2 separate regions of the Homo sapiens genome follow, and region 2 is linked to region 1. A link is an interaction called in ENCODE POLR2A ChIA-PET data of the cell type or tissue named here. Cell type or tissue: GM12878. All regions are shown on one strand. Links, peaks and the distances in the headings refer to the core of each region. The heading gives the core; the rest is flanking DNA.

Region 1 (4,403 bases), core at 139-4,138:
CCTGGCTAATTTTGGAAGTCTTAGTAGAGACAGGGTGTTGTTGTGCTGCCCAGGTCTCGAGCTCCTGACCTCAAGTGATCCACTTGACTCAGCCTCCCAGAGTGTTGGAATTACAGGTGTGAGCCACTCTGCCTGGCCGTGATTTTATTTTAAAAGTATGTCACTCACAAGAAAAAACACTGTCAGGATTTCTTGTGATGCACCTCACAGCTGATATGTCAAAATGCCAGTTTTATTTCTCATTTTAAAATTTTGTTTTAGAGGCAGGATCTTGCTCTCTTGCCCAGACTAAAGTGCAGTGGTGCAGTCATAGCTCACTGCTAGCTCATTGCTGCCTCAAACTCCTGGACTTAAGTGATCCTCACAACTCAGCCTTGCAAGAAGTGAAGACTACAGTCATGCACTACCATACCCAGCTTTTTTTTTTTTTTTTTTTTTTTTTTTTTTTTTTTTTTAGTGGAGACCGGGTCTCACCGCATTGCTCAAGCTGTCTTGAAGTCCTGGCCTCAAGTGGTCCTCCCGCCTTAGACTCCCGAAGTGTTGGGATTACAGGCATGAGCCACCACATGCAGCTCAAGACACCAGTTGTTTTTTTCTTCTTTTTTTCTATTTTTTGTTTTTATTTTTGAGACACCATTTAAAAAATGCTTTTAATACACTTTGTTTTCAAATTTTTTTGAGACATATTCTTGCTGTGTCACCCAGAATGTTGGGTGGAATGTTGACTCCTGCATCTTATTATTATACCAATTCCAGGCTGGAGTGCAGTGGTGCGATCAGGGCTCACTGCAACCTCTATCTCTTGGGCTCAATTGATCTTCCTACCTCAGCCTCCTTAGTAGCTGGGACTACGGGTGCATGCCATCATGCCTGGCTAATTATTTATTTATTTTTGTAGAGATGGGGTTTTGCCATGTTGCTCAGGCTGGTCTCAAACTCCTGGGCTCAAGTGATCCTCCTGCCTCGGCCTCCCGAAGTGCTGGGATTACAGGTGTGAGCCTCCGCACCCAGTCAATACACTTTAATCCAAGTCAGTGTCTATTTAAATTGTAAGTTAGTTTAACTCTGAACCATGAGCCTGTACCTTGGAAATATGTAATTTAGAGTCATAAGTAACAGTTATCTAGCTGAGAGTCATATGTGGGTTATACCAAATGTACTGCCATCATGTGATTATAGGTTAGTAGTGTAATTTTTGGAATTGGTAGGTCACAGATGAGATTGCTATGGCTTGGTGGAAAGCTCTCCGAACTGTCTTCTCCAGGCAGATAGGTAGAACCTGGAACCAGTGCTAGGACGTGTGTGTATGTAGGAGGTAGTCATTGGTGATATGAACTTAAAGTTGCTATCTTAACTTCTGGGCCTTGAAGGAAGGCCATATTAGTGATGTCTGCTTAGTTCTTTATAGTAAACTTGTTAACGCTTGTGCCACAGTCAAGAACCAGAACTGGAATGTTGACTCCTGCATCATCTTACACCAGTTCCAGTAGGAATTTTGTTATACAGTTTCTACTGGAGATGGCAGTGGGATTTTTTTTCTTTTTTTTCCTCATATGTGAAGTAATAGTCTCTTCACAACAGAAGAAGCCACAAAACTAAACTTATTGGTCACTGAATTTTCTTCAAGGTTACGTACCTCTTTGGTATTTTAAATCTAGATTATGTTGATTTTTATATTTTTGTTCTCATTTTTCTATTTCTTTGTTTTCTTTACTGTGAATGTGCTCCAGGATTTTGTACAGAGCTTCTAGTTTCTGTCTGTAATTTAAATATTGAATTTGTTCTCGATAAAAGAGAACTTTTTAGCATAAAGAGAAAGCTAAAAACATAGATTATAGGCCCCATAATGAAATATATAGTAGTTGCATATGGCTATTGCTTCTATGTGTATTGGAATTGTACTGTTTTCTCTTAGGATTTGTTTTTTCTTTAATGATTAATTTCCAGTTATATAAAGAATGTTTGCATACTTTTATAATAATGAGAACTGTAATAGCTCATTTTCCGCTCAGCAGATGATTTTGGAGATCTACCAGGTAGATGTTGATACATACAGACCTAGTTTGGGTCATTGTTCTTTAAATAATCATCCTGTAAACACATTTATTTACAGTGTTTTGTCACTTATTGAAAGTGGGTTTTTTTTTTTGGCGGGGCGCAGTGAGTCACATCTGTAATCCCAGCACTTAGGGAGGCTGAGGCAGGAGAATCACTTGAACCCAGGAGGTGGAGGTTGCGGTGAGCCGAGATTGTGCCATTGTACTGCAGCCTGGGCAAAAGAGCAAAACTCTGTCTCAAAAGAAAAAAAAAAGGTAAACTTTTTTTCACTTGACCTAGAACTCTTCTGTTTATACACATCAAGTAAGAACTTAACAGATTTCACATCTGTTTCACTTCTAGGAATGTTGTAAGGTCTCTGGGAGTCAAACTATTTTGATTGCTATTTTGACTCTGGTATGGTGTGAAAAGGTAGTACTACTAGTGACTAAAATAAAAAGCATAGAGACCTTTAGTTTTTTTAAATGGCGTTATCTTCTTTACTGGAGTTTGACTTTGTTGGCAGCTATGCTTCTTTATACCTAGGCAGGCTTAACTTTTGTCTTCTGTTCTCAGTCCCTTTTAAGCAGCCAATTTGGTCTAAGGAGGAAATGAAAACTTCAGAAACTCAGTAAATGTTGACATTTAAACATTTACAGGAGTGAAAGATTAACCTATGGTCTCTACAAATTTTTCTTAGTTTATATGAGCCTCCTTCGTGGTGCTAAAGGGCTGGTAGTCAACATTTGCATCTTAACCTCAGTGTTCATGGATTTATAATTTATCCACAGAATTTTCTCTAGGCTTGTAACTAAAGTATTTTTTAAGATCCCCCTAGAAAAAAAAGTACATTTTAAGTATATTAGAAACATGTTTTATTTTTGCAAACTGTACTCTTTTAAAAACAAGAAACTTGACTCTTGTTCATCTTCTAAACTGTCCATTTGATTTTTTTACTTAGAAAATTATTATCAGCAGGAGACGGGAGGTAGTTTAAATGTTGTCATAGACAATAGAACTTTTATGGAGAGATCTTATCAAAATTAGTTTTGATTTAACAAATCAGACTAGTTAAATTTCTTTAAATTTGTGAAATTAAGAAATTTAAACTAGTAAATTAAAAAAATTTCCTGGTTTTTTTTTTTTTTGAGTCTGTGGGTGGCTCTTTTAAAGGATAATTTTCCCTCCCAAGTGATATGGATATTAGTAAGCATTCTCCCAGATAGCTATTATATAGCAAATGACAAGTAACAGACTATTTTACTAAGAAAATAAGATAAAATGCCACATAGTTAAACTTAAATAATGTGGACAAAGAAGCATTTAATGTACAAGAGTATGAATTTACCATTCAATTTATGGTTTTAGGAAAACTAGAAAAGAGGAGGAAAAAACAGTAAATATGCAAGAAGAAATAAATACATTGCAAAACAGAAGAATGGGAAATAATCAAGAGTTGGAAAATTAGGAAACAAAAGGCAAAATGAAGGAGAGTACATCAGATATAACAAAAGGTACTGAGGACTTACAAAAAGAAAATACTGGAAGTGAATGTTGTTATATGAAAGTCTCAATGCATAAATAATTTCAAAGATACTAGGAATTAATACTGACGAAATAAGACATAAAAATCAGAATAGGGGCCAGGCGCGGTGTTTCATGCCTGTAATCGCAGCACTTTGGGAGGCCGAGGGCAGGCAGATCACCTGAAGTCAGGAGTTTGAGACCAGCCTGGGCAACATGGTAAAACCCTGTCTTTACTAAAAATACAAAAATTAGCCAGGCGTGGTGTGCGCTTGTAATCCCAGCTACTTGGGAGGCTGAGGCACAAGAATTGCTTGAACCCGGGAGGTGGAGGTTGTAGTGAGCCGAGATCGCACCACTGCACTCCTGCCTGGGCAATAGAGTGAGACTCCATCTCAACAACAACAACAACAAAACCAGAATAGACTCCTGTAACCAAGAAAAAAATTGAGGCGATTATAAAACTACTTCCTCCTCTCTAGGTGTTGATTTCTCCTAACCTTTTATTTTATTTATTTATTTATTTATTTATTTATTTATTTTTTGAGACAGGGTCTTGCTCTGTCACCCAGGCTAGAGTGCAATGGTACAAACATAGCTCACTGCAGCCTCGACCTCCTGGGCTCAGGCAGTTCCCCTACCTCAGCCTCCCAAGTAGCTGGGACCACAGGCATGGGCCACCACACCCGGGTAATTTTCTAATTTTTTGTAGAGATGGGATCTTGCTATGCTGCCCAAGCTGGTGTGGAACCCTTGGGGTCAAGTAATCTTCCCTCCTCAGCCTCCCAAATTGTTGAGATTATAGGTGTGAGCCACCACTCCTGGTCTCTCCTAACCTTTTA
Region 2 (4,403 bases), core at 311-4,310, 490 kb after region 1:
CTTCACCTATACAGCTGTAAAAATACTCTCTGGTAACATTTCAGCACCATGGTACAAGTGAGGGAAATACAGGACAGGTAGTCTGAGTAATATCAACTTCCTAAGAAATAAATTTGTTTTTAAGTTTAACAGAGCTTAAAAATCTGGGAAACAGTATGGCAGTTCCCCCAAATAAGTAAACAAATAAATATAGAATTACCATATGATACAGCAATTCTAATTCTAGGTATACTGTATATCTAAAGAATTGAAAGCAGGTACTCCCACAAGTATTTATACACCCATGTTCATAGCAGCATTATTCACAAAGGTGCAAGCAAGTGTCCATTGATGGATAAATGGATAAGCCAAACGTGGTATATATACATACAACGGGATATTATTCAGCCTTAAAAAGGAAGGAATTTCTGACAATGCTACGCACATGGATGAACCCTGAAGATATTATGCTAAGTGAGAATAGCCCATCACAAAAAGGCTAAATACTGTATGATTCCACTTACATGAGGTACCAAGAATAGTCACATTCATAGAGACAGAAAGTAGAATGGTGGTTGCCAGGGATTGGGGCGGGGAGCAAATGGGCACCTATTTTGTTTAGTGGGCATAGATTTAGTTTTACAAGATGAAAAAGTTTTGAAGATGGATGATGGTGATGGTTGCACAACAATGTCAATGTATGTAATACCACTGAACTGCACACTTAAAAATGGTTAAAATGACTGGGCACGGTAGCTCATGCCTGTAATCCCAGCTACTTGGGAGGCTGAGGAGGCAAGATAGCTTGAGCCTGGGAGTTTAAGGCTGCAGTGAGCTATGATCGCACCACTGCACTCCAACCTGGGCAACAGAACAAGACCCTGTCTCAGAAAAAAAAAAAACGTTAAAATGCTAAATTTATGTTTTGAATGTTTTGCCACAAAAAAAAAAAAATCTATAAAACCTACTTTCCATTTCCTCCATAAACATCAGTGCAATCAATCACTGTAAAAGAATGCTGAAGAAATATCTGAAAAACTTTGGAAAAACTATTGTAATTAGAAAATATAGTAGTACCCTGATAATTTTACATCCTAAATCAAACTATCAACTTTGGCCCAAGGCCTGGCAAGACAAGAAACTAATCAAAATATGGAGAAATGCCACCACATAACAGACTACCATGGCAACAGAAATACTGTCACAAAATCACAAACATAGACTCCAATACTTCAAAGACATGAAATGTTCTATATTTGTACCGTACAGTACTTGGAATGTGGGTAAGTGCAAATAAGAAACTGATTTTAGGCCGGGCGCAGTGGCTCATGCCTGTAATCCCAGCACTCTGGGAGGCTGAGGTGGGTGGATCACGAGATCAGGAGATTGAGACCATTCTGGCTAACACAGTGAAACCCCATCTCCACTAACAATACAAAAAATTAGCCAGGCATGGTGGCATGCACCTGTAATCCCAGTTACTCGGGAGCCTGAGGCAGAATTGCTTGAACCCGGGAGGTGGAGGTTGCAGTGAGCCAAGATTGCACCACTGCACTCCAGCCTGAGTGACAGAGTGAGACTCCGTCTCAAAAAAAAAAAAAAAAAAAAAAGAAACTGATTTTAACTTTTACTTAATTTTAAGTTTAAATAGTCACACTAGACTGGTGGCTACTACACTGGATGACACAGCTACATTGGTACACTCTCTGGGAGAAAGATCTTTGGTTTTCATTATTTACATACTCCCAGTTTCTATCAGTGCAAGGCACAGAGTATTCCTAGACTGAACTCATCTACTGAAGTTGTATAGGAATATTTTCTATTTTCTAGAAGGCTTTCCTTTCAAAAGCATGTTTTGACTGGAAGGTGCAAGCATAAGCACACACAAAAAATGCCTAAACTTTCAAGATAAATCAGTAATGACCAGAGAAAAGCCAAAAACCCTAGGTTTTATAACCAGGCTAAAGAATCAATAAATTCCAAAAAGGAAAAGTACTAGCAAAGAAGTTTGAAGCTGATATTCCATGACCCATGTATTAATGTGTTCTCACACTGCTAATAAAGACATACCCAAGCCTGGGTAATTTATAAAGGAAAGGGGTTTAACTGACTCAGTTTCACATAGCTGGGGAGGCTTCACAATTATGGCGGAAGACGAAGGAAGAGCAAAGCGACGTCTTACATGGCGGCAGGCAAGAGAGAGCTTGTGGAGGGGAACTCACATTTATAAAACCATCAGAACTTGTGAGACTTATTCACTACCACAAGAACAGTATGAGGGAACCCCCCATCATGATTCAATTACCTCTACCTGGCCCCACCTTGCCACAAATCGGGGGGTATTATTACAAGGTGAGATGTGGGTGGGGACATAGCCAAACCATATCAACCCAAGACCTTTCTGATATGATATCTAAGAAGAAAATTCCTATGGACATGTGATAAACCAAACATGACAATGCCAACTTAGTCTATCAAAGCATGACTTTACTTCATCTGCTTTGTGCTTTTGATGCTTTCCATCAAAAAGCTGCATACACCCATGCTGAAGCATGCCTATTCAGTTTCCATACTGAACTATAAAACTTTTGAGGTAATATCTAACCCAAAGATTGTCTCTGTAAAAGTTATCTCCTACTTACAACTTAAATTAAAAACTTATAACTGAGTCGCTTAAGTAATTGGCCCTATGAAGAGATGGTCTTTCCTTCAATAGCTCTCTACAACTTCTACTAATTTTGGTTAGTAGGGGTGGACAAATGAAACTACTAAATATACAGGACAGGCTACTAAGATTCCTTTAAGATCTGCCTCAAAATACTCTCTTTCAGAACACTTTGAAGTTATCAGTGATATCTATCTATCACATAAAACAACCATGGCTGTACATCTCCAAAAATTTTGGTGGAAGTTTAGAGCAATGAATACAGATTCTTCAGAAAATGGCTGTTTTATACAAATATTAGAGAAAGAGAAAAGATGCTAACTCACAGTACAGGCTAAAGCATATTCAAATTATACCTCTATACCACGTCTACTGTCACCAGGTCATTCGAACTATACTCAATTACTCTCGGATTAGTTAGGTGGGGTGGTAGAGAAGAATAAGGATAATAGTTTCACAAATACATATTCTTGAAAGTAGTTTTTTAGCAAACCACACAAATTCTATGCCTTACCAATTTCAAATGGATGTTAAAACACTATAGTTATTACTACAGTTAAAACACGCTTTTGTTCCAGTAGACAAAATCTTCCGGAAAGAAAAAAACCACCACACACATTACTTTTGGTTACAAATGCCATTTAGTGACCACTTAAAGAGAGCCTTGGCCAGGCACAGTGACTCATGTCTGTAATCCTAGCACTTTGGGAGTCTGAGGTGAGAGAAGTGCTTGAGCCCAGGGGCTTGAGACCAGCCTGGGCAACATGGCAAGACCCTGACTCTACAAAAAATACAAAACATTAGCCAGGTATGGTGGTGCATGCCTGTAGTCCCAGCTGTCCAAGAGGCTGAGGTGGGAAGATCACCTGAACCCAGGCTCAGGTGAGCAAGGCTGCAGTGAGCAGTAATCACACCTCTGCGCTCCACAGCCTGGGTAACAGAGTGAGACCCTGTCTCAAAAAACTAAATAAATAGACCAGGTGCAGTGGCTCACACCTCTAATCCCAGCACTTTGGGAGGCCAAGGCGGCCAGATCACTTAAGGCCAGGAGTTTGAGACAAACCTGGCCAACATGGCAAAACCCCAATCTCTACTAAAAATACAAAAATTAGCCGGGCATGGTGGCATGTGCCTGTAGTCCCAGCTACTTGGGAGGCTGAGGCAAGAGAATTGCTTGAACCCAGGAGGCGGAGGTTGCAGTGAGCCAAGATGGTGCCACTGCACTCCGGCCTGGGCAACAGAGTGAGACTCTGTCTCAAAAAATAAATAAACAAAGAGAGCCTTATTGAGTCAAAAAGTTCCTCTCCCTTTCTGTACCTGAATATTTGCAAGTATGAAATGAGGGCAACATATACATCTCATAAAGGATTTAAAAAAAAAAAAGAAAGAAAAAAAAAGACTGGAAAGACTGAAGAGCATTAAAGGTGCTGAATATTGTTTATTTTTAACCATGTATATGGTGAAAAGTGACAGCAAAAATAAATAAAACTCGCAGATAAAGAAAAATGTGAGTTATCCAACTGAGTATCTGCATGTATGCACTTCTGACAATCAACATTTTTAAGAACCTGTGTGTGAAGTGTCTTGATTGTTTATCTTAATAACCATGGTTTATTTCTTCAACTATGGGTATTGGACTACATAAACAAATGTGACAAGAATCCCAGTCTAGTAGGGGAGGCAAAACACTTATTTTCAAAAAGGTTTATAAAAAGGCAAACACAATGAAGTAAAGTTCTCTAGGCATTCATTGGGGGCT

What was found. Peaks named below come from ENCODE experiments on the same cell type or tissue, not always from the same donor. Only the 100,000 strongest peaks of a DNase experiment are listed, where the experiment ranks them.
Region 2: POLR2A ChIA-PET joins it to region 1 with 5 read pairs; 1 of 35 experiments calls an interaction of 5 or more read pairs at or near these places.

What each region holds. Positions count from the first base shown.
Region 1 is chr7:128,558,910-128,563,312 of GRCh38, forward strand. No RefSeq gene overlaps it. Among named protein-coding and RNA genes, the nearest start is that of LINC01000, 80 kb to the right of the region's middle. In GM12878, for the core only: no CTCF peak of the experiment used is centred there; a DNase peak (open chromatin) is centred at 2,629.
Region 2 is chr7:129,044,629-129,049,031 of GRCh38, forward strand. All of the region lies in intron 1 of TNPO3 (transportin 3), which reads right to left. Among named protein-coding and RNA genes, the nearest start is that of TNPO3, 8.3 kb to the right of the region's middle. In GM12878, for the core only: no CTCF peak of the experiment used is centred there; no DNase peak of the experiment used is centred there; H3K4me3 peaks cover 678 bases; H3K27ac peaks cover 361 bases.